Linked DNA regions of Homo sapiens: region 2 is linked to region 1. A link is a contact called in ENCODE Hi-C or POLR2A ChIA-PET data. All regions are on one chromosome and are shown on one strand. Each heading gives the region's core, a stretch centred on a gene start or an enhancer-like site at or near the end of the contact. The rest is flanking DNA. Distances are from core to core; before and after follow the strand shown.

The links. Hi-C counts contacts between places; a loop is a spot of excess contacts on that map. ChIA-PET counts read pairs that join two places held with the same protein, here RNA polymerase II (POLR2A). Pooled maps may share reads with other maps.
Region 2: a pooled map shows a loop between it and region 1 (8-fold over the local background). The contact joins two enhancer-like sites. A Hi-C loop is called at or near these places in 4 of 37 single-sample maps with no recorded cell type and 10 of 50 pooled maps. POLR2A ChIA-PET finds 5 or more read pairs at or near these places in 4 of 52 experiments (activated CD4-positive, alpha-beta T cell, activated CD4-positive, alpha-beta memory T cell and activated naive CD4-positive, alpha-beta T cell).

What each region holds. Positions count from the first base shown.
Region 1 is chr11:118,200,120-118,206,264 of GRCh38, forward strand. JAML (junction adhesion molecule like) reads right to left here. Exons shown (of 10, transcript NM_001098526.2): 5 at 5,763-5,872; 6 at 3,309-3,546; 7 at 355-493. Among named protein-coding and RNA genes, the nearest start is that of JAML, 22 kb to the right of the region's middle. Within about 2 kb of position 2,617, at least 6 of the 41 ENCODE cell types and tissues checked have a DNase peak (open chromatin) inside an H3K27ac peak, as active enhancers do.
Region 2 is chr11:117,998,556-118,004,700 of GRCh38, forward strand. IL10RA (interleukin 10 receptor subunit alpha) reads left to right here. Exons shown (of 7, transcript NM_001558.4): 7 at 160-2,928. The coding sequence ends at 1,086. SMIM35 (small integral membrane protein 35) reads right to left here. Exons shown (of 5, transcript NM_001394165.1): 5 at 5,079-6,145. Among named protein-coding and RNA genes, the nearest start is that of IL10RA, 15 kb to the left of the region's middle. RefSeq lists an enhancer at 327-828. Within about 2 kb of position 3,641, at least 14 of the 41 ENCODE cell types and tissues checked have a DNase peak (open chromatin) inside an H3K27ac peak, as active enhancers do.

The sequences.
Region 1 (6,145 bases), core at 1,367-3,866:
GCGGAACGTACAGTATGGATAATTTAAAAATCATCTTTTAGGCAGTGAATGGTACCATGATAGTTCTTGTGTAAGATTTATGCTCTGAATTATGCCCTACTGAGGCCCCCATTTCTAAGGGAGTTTGTAGTCTTTACATAATAACAAAGTGAATGAGGAGAGCGTAGGAATATTAAATTCTTTTCCCGGGCACAGTAAGCAAAGTGGGCAGGGTTACCACAGATGATTCCATTTAAAAATACCCCCTTCTGTGAGAATGGCATAAGTAGGGCCCTATCACCCTGTTCTACTTTGGGGTAGAGGCAGCCTTGCACCCCCAGCCTCCCAATCCAAGGGGTGGGGGTAGCCCTGTACCTCTTATTTCCACAGGTCTTCTTCACGATCAATATCAGAACAGGGAGCAGCAGGATTGTGGCACAGACAATTCCCACAATGATCACCAACTGATTACCACCCAAGACCAGAGGCCTCAGGGCTGCCGGGGTCACCAGTGCTTGGGAAAGTAGAAAAGCAAGGAGAGGGTCTCAATACTTTAGCAAAGAGCTGAGAGCCCCACAGCCCTATACCAAGTAGCACCAGCCAGGCCACGAAGCGGAGGGGAAGGCCAGACTCCACCCCATATCTGGACACTAGGGACACTGTCTCCATGAGATTGAGAACCAAAGTCTAACCCCCTCGTTTACCCTAAAATGTAGATTAAGGTGGGTGGGAGAAGAGGCTAGCAGTTCACCTCTAGTAAAGTTTCCTTTCACATCAACAATTCTATTCTAAAATTTGGCTTAACAAGGACCCAGAAATAACAGGCATTTGAGAGGCTGCTGATCTTCCTTAGGGCAAGTGGTTGTCTTCAAAAGAACTCATGCCGCAAGACTCAGCCCCACAGTGACGATACCAAGTAAAGCCTCCGGAGGTACTTCTGCCCATATGGAACCTTCTACTCATCTGCATGGTTCTTTCTAAATACATAAAGCAAACACCTCCTCAGGGCCAGACAGCACTAGGTACAGGGGATTCAGAGATGAATGATGATGTGTGGTCCCTGCTTCCAAGGAAGAAGACAAACACGTCAACAGAAAACCACAGGCTGCTGTAGGCGCTACAACAGAAGTCTGTATGGGGAACAGAGGGGCACAGAAAAAAGGGTGTCCAATTCTATATGCAGCAAGTGAGAATTTGCCAGCAAAAGTTCTAAAGTTTAACCTAAGACTTACAGGAAACATCCAGTTTGTTGGGAAGACAATATGGAGAAGGACAGAGGGGATGTTCTGCATGAGATCTGGAGGCCTGACAGGATGATGATTTTAGAAACTAGAAAGAGTTCAACGGGTCTGGCACAAAAGTGGCATTTGTGGGTGTGCTGGAGAATTTCGCTGGAGAGATGACAGGGTCCAAGTCAGGAAGGACCTTGACTATCTCAACCAAGAATCTGGCATTTTTCTGCAGGCAATGAAAACAACATTGAAAGATTATTAGCAGTGGAAGAGAAAGTTCTTAATGTGATTTAGAAAGATGGCACCAAGAGCCGCGTGAAGAATGAGGAGCAGTGGCTGAGAGAGAAAGCAGAGACTGGTTAGAGGCCTACAGTTCAAGACAGAGATGAAGACAGCCAGAACTAAGGCGGCAGTGACAGACTGGAAGGAAGACAACTTCAAGAGTCTGTAGTAGGAGTCAAGGACTTGTTGACCTGACCTGTTAGATTAGGGGTCTAGGAAAGGGAAAGAATCAAGCACACCCCCAGGCATCTAGTTAGACAACTGAGGTTGGGGAGATGGGCTGAGGAGGGGTGTGCAGGGGTAGGTTAGACATGTTGCATATGAAGGATTTGTGGAAAACTTGTGTAGAGTTGACTAAGTATATCCATGGGTGTGTGTGGAACTGTGTCCAACATAGAGTGCATATAAATGCTACTGAAGGAGAGAAGGCTGAGGATGGATAATTGCAGTGCCATTGGTGATCTAAGCTGGAGTAGAGGTAGAATAAGCCAGAATGCAGTGCACTGAGGAGTTAATGGGAGATGAGACAGTAAGATACCAAACACAGACCTTTAGCAAGCTATTTGGCTATGTTGAGAAAGAAACACGTGATTGTGGTGGTGGTTGTTCAACTCTGAATGTACTAAAACCATTGAGCTGAACGCTTTAAATGGGCAAATTGTATGGTATGTGAATTGTATCTCAGGAAAACAATCTTAAGAAAAAGAAAGACACAGAATGGAGCTGAAGAAAAAAAGACATAGAATGGAGCTGGAGTAATTAAGTAGTAGAATTGAGCAAACGTATCCATTGAATGGTAGAAACCAACAGAAAGTGAGCTCAAAGAGCCATGTTGTAAGGTTCCTGAGAAGGATACCACCTGGGCACAGGGGGCCAGATAAGCCCAGAGCAGAAGGGACCTTCCTCTGCCTCAGGATGGCAGGGCAGAGATAAGAATGGGGGAGACATAGATATGTTTGTGGGTGGAGAAGCTGCATGAGCCCCCATAATGGCTCGATTTTCTCTGTGAATTGGACTTCTGAGAAGGAAGCACACAGACCTGCCGTGCTCCCCTCTCCAGCTGGAGACAAGGTGCCTCCACAGACTTAGGTCTCTGGCCTGAGGTATGAGGTATGTTCCATCCTCACCCCATCTTCCCCACCCCCAGCCAACCACAGCCAACTCCTGAAGGCCCTAGCGACAGGCAAAGTCCACAGGCCACATCCTGATTGCTAACTGGGTTATGGTTTAACTTTAACCCCTCACTTATCAACCTCTCTCTGTCAACACAATCAAGTCTTTCCTCTCCTACACAGCACTGGCCTTGATGCACACTGTTTGCCAGAATCCAGAACCTCTGATCAGAAAACCCTCCATTTTTGGTTCTGGTGCCTGCATGTTCCTCTCTGTTCCTGGCTGTCTCTCACTAGCTTAGGATCATTTCCCGCTCCACTCTAACACATACAGCACCTCCCTTGAAACCAAGTATGCTGACTTTGGACATCAACTCCGATCCTTCCCTGAGCTTCTGTATCTTTACATCAGTAGATGACCCTGGCAATGAGTGGGGTCTGGCAGAGGATTGGTATTCACTAAATTAGCTCCCCTCCCCTTGGCCTAGCAGCAGGGCCAGAACTAGGGTGAGGCAAGCCAGGCACCTGAGGAGCCACCTCTAAGGAGGCATCATTCTCAGGGTTGTGCAAGGCCAGAGTCAGCACCTGAGAGGGATGCCTCCTTCAATTTTGCATCCTAGGAACCTCTCCGGCCTCACTCTAGTCCTGGCGCCATGCACCAGCCAGGAGGTCCCTCAATGCTCCCCAGCCAAATGTTAGATACTTCGAGGCTCTTCCGGGCTGACATGCAGCACAATGGTTTTCTTGAACACCAGGTTCCCTAGGTGGATACTGCAGGTGTAGTTTCCTCCATCTGACTCCCTCACTCCTTGAAGCATGATGGAACCGTCATTGCGGAAAATGTCCCCCACCAGGTTCACACGATTCTGGAAGTGGCCCCAGCTCTGGGAGTACTCCACAGACATCCTGAGTTTGTGGTAGTAACGAAATACAATCTCCTCCTAGAAGTGAAAGACAAAAAGTATGATATTGTGAGGACTGGAGTGGAGCGGGGAGCAGAGAAAATGGGGGAGGGAAGATCTCAGGACTCCAAGGCCCTGCTAGGTGAAGGCAGTAAGGGTATTATCAGAAAGCATTAAATAACACAAAGTCATGTACACACACATGTGCATGCGTGTGTACTTGTGAAGGACATCACAAAACCATGAACAGTTTTTCCATCTGAATGGAGGGATAAGAAAAGGAGGACTTTCATTTTGTGCACCTTTCCAATAAAAAAAAAGCAAAAGTATACTTTTATTCTTGATGACATTTCTAGTTGGATTTCCAATAGGAACCTGAAACATGTCTAAAACTGAACTCTTCATCTTTCCCCCAAACCAGTTCTTTCCAGTCCATCCCATTTTGGTACATGGCAATGCTTTCCTCCAGATACTCAGGCTAAAAATCCTGGAGTCATCCTTAATTTCTGTCTTTCTGGAACAAATCACATTGAATCCCTCAGCAAATCCTATCACCTCTACCTTCAAAATATATCCCCAATCCAGCCAGTCCTCACCTCCTCCACTGATACCATTCTGGTCCAGCTCATCTCTCACCTAGATTCCTGCAACAGCTTTCTTACTTGTCTCCCTGCTTATTCTCTATGACAATCTATTTTCAGCAGATGAGCCTTTAAAAATGTAAGTTAAATCATGTTACTCCTGTGCTCAAAACCCTTCATGGCCCCCACTCCCATTTCTACTAAAATGCAAGGCCCTGCATGACCCAGCCCATCTCCCTTTACCTCTGACTTCAACTTCTACTTGCTCTTCCCTCACCTACTTGGGTCACTGCGCTCCAGCCACATGGACCTCTTGGCTGCTCCTTGCATACTGGCTGCAAGGCCTTTGCACTTGCTACTGTCTATGACTGCAAGAACACTCTTCCCCCTACACATATGCAGGGTTCACTCCCTCTCCTCAAATGTCATCTCAGTGAGGGCTCCCCAAGCACCCACATAACAAAAACCACAAAGTCCTGCTTTATTGTTCCCCGTAGGCTCTTACTATTGCCTGATGTATTATATACGTCTTTATTATTTTACATGTATCTCCTCCATCTTGGTTGTAAGTTTCCCATCAGGACTGGGGCTTTAAGTATTCTTCATATAGCAGATTCTTTAAAAATAACTTGTTAAATGAATATTGGCATTAAAAAAAGCCATGTAGATTGCTTTTTTAAAGCTTTTAAGAAAAGTTAATGGGTGTGTAGACACAAACATGAATGAAGTGACCTGGCCCCTAACATTTTGTCTCTCGTGATTCAAATTCACAACCTCAAAATGTCAATTCTCATCCTATTTTCTCCTGTGAATCACTCAATGGATGACATTTAAATGTATGGCAAGCTCTCAGAGGTGAACCTGGGACCAGATGTAATTCCCCATACTCCATCATGATGTCACCCACTGTGACCCACTCAGATAGCATAGAGGAATCAAGTGCAAATGACTTTGTTAGAGAGATGACCTGGAATATGTTTTAATTTATAAAAGTTAGTCTTTACTAAATTTTGCAACTTAACTTTTATTAATAACAAGTTACTTGGGATATCCCCACAACACATGTTGACCCATAAATATACGACCACATCATGGTTGAGAGCTACTGGTCTAAAGAATAAACTTGCTTCTTCCTGCTTTATAGAGTTCCCGTAAAATACCCTTCACCCTGGCCCCCAGGATCAATCAATCCCAACACGTGAAGTACCCATGAAAATTCCCTCCATCACATAAATGGGGCAATGGGGCACAGATGAAAACTCACAGAACTAACCCCAGTAAGAATAAAAGTGTAATCACTTTAATGTCTAGCCCATTGCTTTCTTGGCTGGGCCACAAAAATCATCTCCCTCATTCTCCCATGGACTCTATACGAAGGAAAAGGGAGAAAGAAGGAAACTAAAATGCAGGGGCCAAGTCTTATACAAAATGCTTTACATGTACAATCTCATATCGGCATCCAAAAAGTTAAGCATCATCATCATCTTCTTGTTCTTGTTCTTCATTGGAGTTATCTTTCCCACCAGAAAGCTGAAATTGCTAGGAGAAGGTCCAGTTCTGATAAGCACCAAAGCCCAGGCTCTTGCAACACCTCCTCATGTGCCTGATTCTACCTTTGTCCTGATACCATCAGCCAGAGCCTTCTCTAACACAGTGATGTTTCCTCCTTGTTACCTTTGCGCGCCGTCCTGAAAATATCCATTCTACCTTGGTCACGTGTTTCACTTCTGTGCTCTGGAAAACACATCCCATCTGAATCAATCCACCCACATGGACCATGAGCTCTGAGGATAAAACAGTAAATCAAGTCAGACTCAAGTTATAATCTATAGAAGTCAAAGAATTTCTAGAAGAGATCATGTTTAGCCAAAGACCCTCAGCAGCAAAAATCGCTGTCACCACCAAACACTGTACGTATTCCCTCTGTACGAATTCCCTCTGTGGGTGATCCAGATGATTCCACGTGGGCAAAGTACTCAGAGCCTCCTCCCTCAGACCAGCACAGCATCATCCCCAAGATGAGAATACCCTCTAGCTGCCCACATGTACCAAGCCTG
Region 2 (6,145 bases), core at 2,391-4,890, 200 kb before region 1:
AAAGCTGGATTCGAAAACAAAACAGAATACATTCCAGTGTAATTTAGACTGTAGTCTCCTCCATCGAGCTCTCCTCCTGGGCCTGGCCTTCCCCGGCAGCACTGGGATGGGTGCTGGAAGGTGACTCCTGCTTCTCTCACTCTGCCCTCTCTTCCCCAGCTCTTCAAGAAGCCCAGCCCCTTCATCTTCATCAGCCAGCGTCCCTCCCCAGAGACCCAAGACACCATCCACCCGCTTGATGAGGAGGCCTTTTTGAAGGTGTCCCCAGAGCTGAAGAACTTGGACCTGCACGGCAGCACAGACAGTGGCTTTGGCAGCACCAAGCCATCCCTGCAGACTGAAGAGCCCCAGTTCCTCCTCCCTGACCCTCACCCCCAGGCTGACAGAACGCTGGGAAACAGGGAGCCCCCTGTGCTGGGGGACAGCTGCAGTAGTGGCAGCAGCAATAGCACAGACAGCGGGATCTGCCTGCAGGAGCCCAGCCTGAGCCCCAGCACAGGGCCCACCTGGGAGCAACAGGTGGGGAGCAACAGCAGGGGCCAGGATGACAGTGGCATTGACTTAGTTCAAAACTCTGAGGGCCGGGCTGGGGACACACAGGGTGGCTCGGCCTTGGGCCACCACAGTCCCCCGGAGCCTGAGGTGCCTGGGGAAGAAGACCCAGCTGCTGTGGCATTCCAGGGTTACCTGAGGCAGACCAGATGTGCTGAAGAGAAGGCAACCAAGACAGGCTGCCTGGAGGAAGAATCGCCCTTGACAGATGGCCTTGGCCCCAAATTCGGGAGATGCCTGGTTGATGAGGCAGGCTTGCATCCACCAGCCCTGGCCAAGGGCTATTTGAAACAGGATCCTCTAGAAATGACTCTGGCTTCCTCAGGGGCCCCAACGGGACAGTGGAACCAGCCCACTGAGGAATGGTCACTCCTGGCCTTGAGCAGCTGCAGTGACCTGGGAATATCTGACTGGAGCTTTGCCCATGACCTTGCCCCTCTAGGCTGTGTGGCAGCCCCAGGTGGTCTCCTGGGCAGCTTTAACTCAGACCTGGTCACCCTGCCCCTCATCTCTAGCCTGCAGTCAAGTGAGTGACTCGGGCTGAGAGGCTGCTTTTGATTTTAGCCATGCCTGCTCCTCTGCCTGGACCAGGAGGAGGGCCCCTGGGGCAGAAGTTAGGCACGAGGCAGTCTGGGCACTTTTCTGCAAGTCCACTGGGGCTGGCCCCAGCCAGGCCCTGCAGGGCTGGTCAGGGTGTCTGGGGCAGGAGGAGGCCAACTCACTGAACTAGTGCAGGGTATGTGGGTGGCACTGACCTGTTCTGTTGACTGGGGCCCTGCAGACTCTGGCAGAGCTGAGAAGGGCAGGGACCTTCTCCCTCCTAGGAACTCTTTCCTGTATCATAAAGGATTATTTGCTCAGGGGAACCATGGGGCTTTCTGGAGTTGTGGTGAGGCCACCAGGCTGAAGTCAGCTCAGACCCAGACCTCCCTGCTTAGGCCACTCGAGCATCAGAGCTTCCAGCAGGAGGAAGGGCTGTAGGAATGGAAGCTTCAGGGCCTTGCTGCTGGGGTCATTTTTAGGGGAAAAAGGAGGATATGATGGTCACATGGGGAACCTCCCCTCATCGGGCCTCTGGGGCAGGAAGCTTGTCACTGGAAGATCTTAAGGTATATATTTTCTGGACACTCAAACACATCATAATGGATTCACTGAGGGGAGACAAAGGGAGCCGAGACCCTGGATGGGGCTTCCAGCTCAGAACCCATCCCTCTGGTGGGTACCTCTGGCACCCATCTGCAAATATCTCCCTCTCTCCAACAAATGGAGTAGCATCCCCCTGGGGCACTTGCTGAGGCCAAGCCACTCACATCCTCACTTTGCTGCCCCACCATCTTGCTGACAACTTCCAGAGAAGCCATGGTTTTTTGTATTGGTCATAACTCAGCCCTTTGGGCGGCCTCTGGGCTTGGGCACCAGCTCATGCCAGCCCCAGAGGGTCAGGGTTGGAGGCCTGTGCTTGTGTTTGCTGCTAATGTCCAGCTACAGACCCAGAGGATAAGCCACTGGGCACTGGGCTGGGGTCCCTGCCTTGTTGGTGTTCAGCTGTGTGATTTTGGACTAGCCACTTGTCAGAGGGCCTCAATCTCCCATCTGTGAAATAAGGACTCCACCTTTAGGGGACCCTCCATGTTTGCTGGGTATTAGCCAAGCTGGTCCTGGGAGAATGCAGATACTGTCCGTGGACTACCAAGCTGGCTTGTTTCTTATGCCAGAGGCTAACAGATCCAATGGGAGTCCATGGTGTCATGCCAAGACAGTATCAGACACAGCCCCAGAAGGGGGCATTATGGGCCCTGCCTCCCCATAGGCCATTTGGACTCTGCCTTCAAACAAAGGCAGTTCAGTCCACAGGCATGGAAGCTGTGAGGGGACAGGCCTGTGCGTGCCATCCAGAGTCATCTCAGCCCTGCCTTTCTCTGGAGCATTCTGAAAACAGATATTCTGGCCCAGGGAATCCAGCCATGACCCCCACCCCTCTGCCAAAGTACTCTTAGGTGCCAGTCTGGTAACTGAACTCCCTCTGGAGGCAGGCTTGAGGGAGGATTCCTCAGGGTTCCCTTGAAAGCTTTATTTATTTATTTTGTTCATTTATTTATTGGAGAGGCAGCATTGCACAGTGAAAGAATTCTGGATATCTCAGGAGCCCCGAAATTCTAGCTCTGACTTTGCTGTTTCCAGTGGTATGACCTTGGAGAAGTCACTTATCCTCTTGGAGCCTCAGTTTCCTCATCTGCAGAATAATGACTGACTTGTCTAATTCGTAGGGATGTGAGGTTCTGCTGAGGAAATGGGTATGAATGTGCCTTGAACACAAAGCTCTGTCAATAAGTGATACATGTTTTTTATTCCAATAAATTGTCAAGACCACAGGAATCGTGTGAAACTAGTCAGATTGCTGATGGCACATTGGCTCATGGAGGACTCGGTTGTTGATAATGAGGAGGGTAATAATGTGTGGGATGTGTGATGTCACTTTAAGGAAACAGGGCTGAGGACTCAGGCTTAAATCTGACAGACCCAGGGAGTCCTCATGCTACCTGTATTGTGACCTTGGGCCCATTACTTATCCTCTCCAAGTTTTAATTTCCCCACCTGTCACGTGGAGTTGACAACTCCCCATGAGGATGTTGTGAGGTGTAAATGAAATTGCACATAAAAAGTTTAACATGGTGCCAGGCATGTGGTACTATGTGCCACTAGCTGTCATTGGCTGTTGAGTCTGTAAAGAAAAATGGACAGCTTTTCTTGGAAACAAGTGAAAATGAAAGCGATAAGGAGTGTGCAGCGGGACTCTTTCAGAAGACAGAAAAGGAAGAGGTGGAAAGCACAATGCAACGTTTTGGATGTGAGTTCTGACAATGTGGAGAGAAGAACCTGGAAACCCCTCCTTTCCAGGAAGACAGCAAACTGGGCCTCCCTGGAGCTCTGTTCCCAGAGCCCTGTCCCTGGCTCCCCTTGCCCAGGAGGCATGTCCCAGTGGTGGTTCTCCTAAGTGCGGAAGCCATCTGCACTCTATTCTAGAAGCAGCCTGCTCCCTCCATGAAAAACCCCATGTGGGTTTGAATTTCTCCCCATGCTCAGCCCAGTGGGTAGAACAAACCCAGGCCCGCGGCCTGAGCTTCCTGGGTGTGCTTTTCTCTTCGTCCTACCTGAATCCCCTAGAAGGTGACTGGGGACACCTCACCTCTTTTCCCCTGTGTCATCTCCAATCTTGCCTCACCCAGTTCATTCTGAGAAAATAACTAGTTCTGAGGAAGTGCTGATCCTATCATCTTCAGAGAACTTGACTAATATCACGCCATTTCAGACCTGCTCAGGCTTTTGCCCTAGAGCCCTCCTTGTCAATATTGGAAAGAAAAGTAGTGTTGGTCACTTTCTCCTGGAAATGAGGTGTTAGCGATGGCTTATTCCCCATGGAAAAGGCCCCTAAGGTCTAAATATAAAGATTCAGAGAGTAAAAGGAATTACATTCAAGGAACTGCAGCCAGTTTGGTTGGATACGACAGATCAAAGAGCAGCTTGCAGGACAGAAGGAAGTCAGAAGACACAGCCCTTGGTGCAGGCCCTGCCTGCTCCGTTTCTGTGGAATGAGTAGGAGTTTGCGCTGGTTCATCTCTGCTTTGAGGCTGCTCTGTAACCACTCACCACAGACAGGCCCTTGGGAGAAACTGAGCGAGTCCTTCCAAGCAGCCGGGGCTGATGAGACACTTGCAGATTTCTTGGGAATTTGGATTACAGCCCCCAACAGAAGGCCCCAGCTGTTCTTCAACTGAGCAATCTCCTTCAAGGGCTTTTCCAAGCTGAGGAATGCGTAATGCTGTCTTTGTGTGAGCTAATGGAACTTCCTCTTAGTACAGAGAGGGGGTAAATGGGCCACCATTGAGTGAAGAGGAAATTCAATAAACTGTGTTTTCCCAACTTTGTAAATAGCTATAGTCAGGGTGTGCCTTGTCTACCCAGCATATATTCATCCCCCGGCCTCAGTGTTCACACTTTCACAGAAGACACACAGTCCCTAGGAAGCTGGGTCCCACCCCCAGAGCCCATGCTGCTCTGCTGGGTGGAAGGTCTCTGAGCCCCACATGGGAACAGCACAGCAAGGGAAGCTGTAGGCTGTGACCACCTGGGACCACTGACAGGTCTGCTGCCTAAGTGGCAGGTCTGGGCAGTCAGGGCTGATTTGATCAAGCCTCAACCTAGAGGACCCTAGATACTAGGAAGCTTGACTCATTCATTTCCTGTTGTGCTCATGGGTTAAAAAAGCAAACCCACAGTTTTGGGTTTGAAGTAAACCCCAATTTAAAATTAAATGCATTGTTATTAATGACACACAGCACATTTTCCCACTATCATCTCGATCCTAACTTCACTTAATTTCCCATAAACCTCCAAAAAGGGTTGTGGGACCCAATAAACACTCTGCCGAAGAAGGACTGGGTAGGATAAAACTTGTGTTTTAAGAATATGGCTCTATCCAAAGCATCAGACATGAATCAGAAAGGATGGGGCAGGAGGCAAAGAGACCTGGCTGGAGACTTTTATTGTAGTCAGCATTTCATTTTGTCAAAAAACATTACGAAGCACTTGTTATGTGTTGGACATGGTGTGCAGCCCTGGGTACAGAGTGGTGAACCAAACAAGTGTGGCTTCATGGAGCCTGTCATCTGGTTATGAAGATAAACACCAAGCAAATAAACACAACAAACGTATTACTACAATCAGTGATAAGTGATGTGAAAGAAACTAGTATTCCACATGAAGGATGAGGCAGGAGGCAGAGAAACAGGGTAGGAGGCTGTCTTAGGCTGGGCTACTATAACAAAACACCATGGACTGGGTGGCTTAAACAACAGACATTTATCTCTCACAGTTCTGGAGGTGGGGAAGTGCAGGATCAAGGTGCCAGCTGAGTGAGTTCCCTGGGAGGGCTCTCTTCCTGGCTTGGAGACGGCCTCCTTCTTGCTGTGGCCTTACACGGTGGAGATAAAGAACTCTGGTCTCTCTTCCACTTTCTTACAAGGGCACTAATCCCATCATGGAGGCCCCATCCTCATGACCTCATCTAAACCAATTACCTCCCAGAGGCTTTACCTCCAAATACCGTCACATTGGGAGTGACAGCTTCAACATGAATTTGGGGAAGACAAAAATATTCAGTTCATAAGAGAGGCTTATACAATAGTCTAATCAAATGACAGTATTGAGCAGGGGCAGTGGGAACAGAGAGAAAGGGACAGACTCAAAGACATTTTAAAGGAAGCATTATCAAGATGGGGCAACAGGCTGGAGTGAAAGAAGGAGGTCTCAGAAGTGCTAGTCACACTTGAACCCGATGATGAGAAAAGCGAAATATGGACATGGAAGGGAGACAGAGGTGTGGAGGGAGAGGGGAGATGATGAGTTCTGGCTTAATAATGACAAGTCATCCAAGAAAAGGTCTTTCAGCAATTGGCAAGGCTGGCCTGGATCTGTGAGGCTCAGGGTTAGGGATTCCCATGTGAGAGTGAATGAGCTCATAGCCCTTAGTGTGAAGGTAAGGACGCCGGCTTGGAGAAGATCCCCAAACCCCTGCAGCCAATACAGTTAGAAT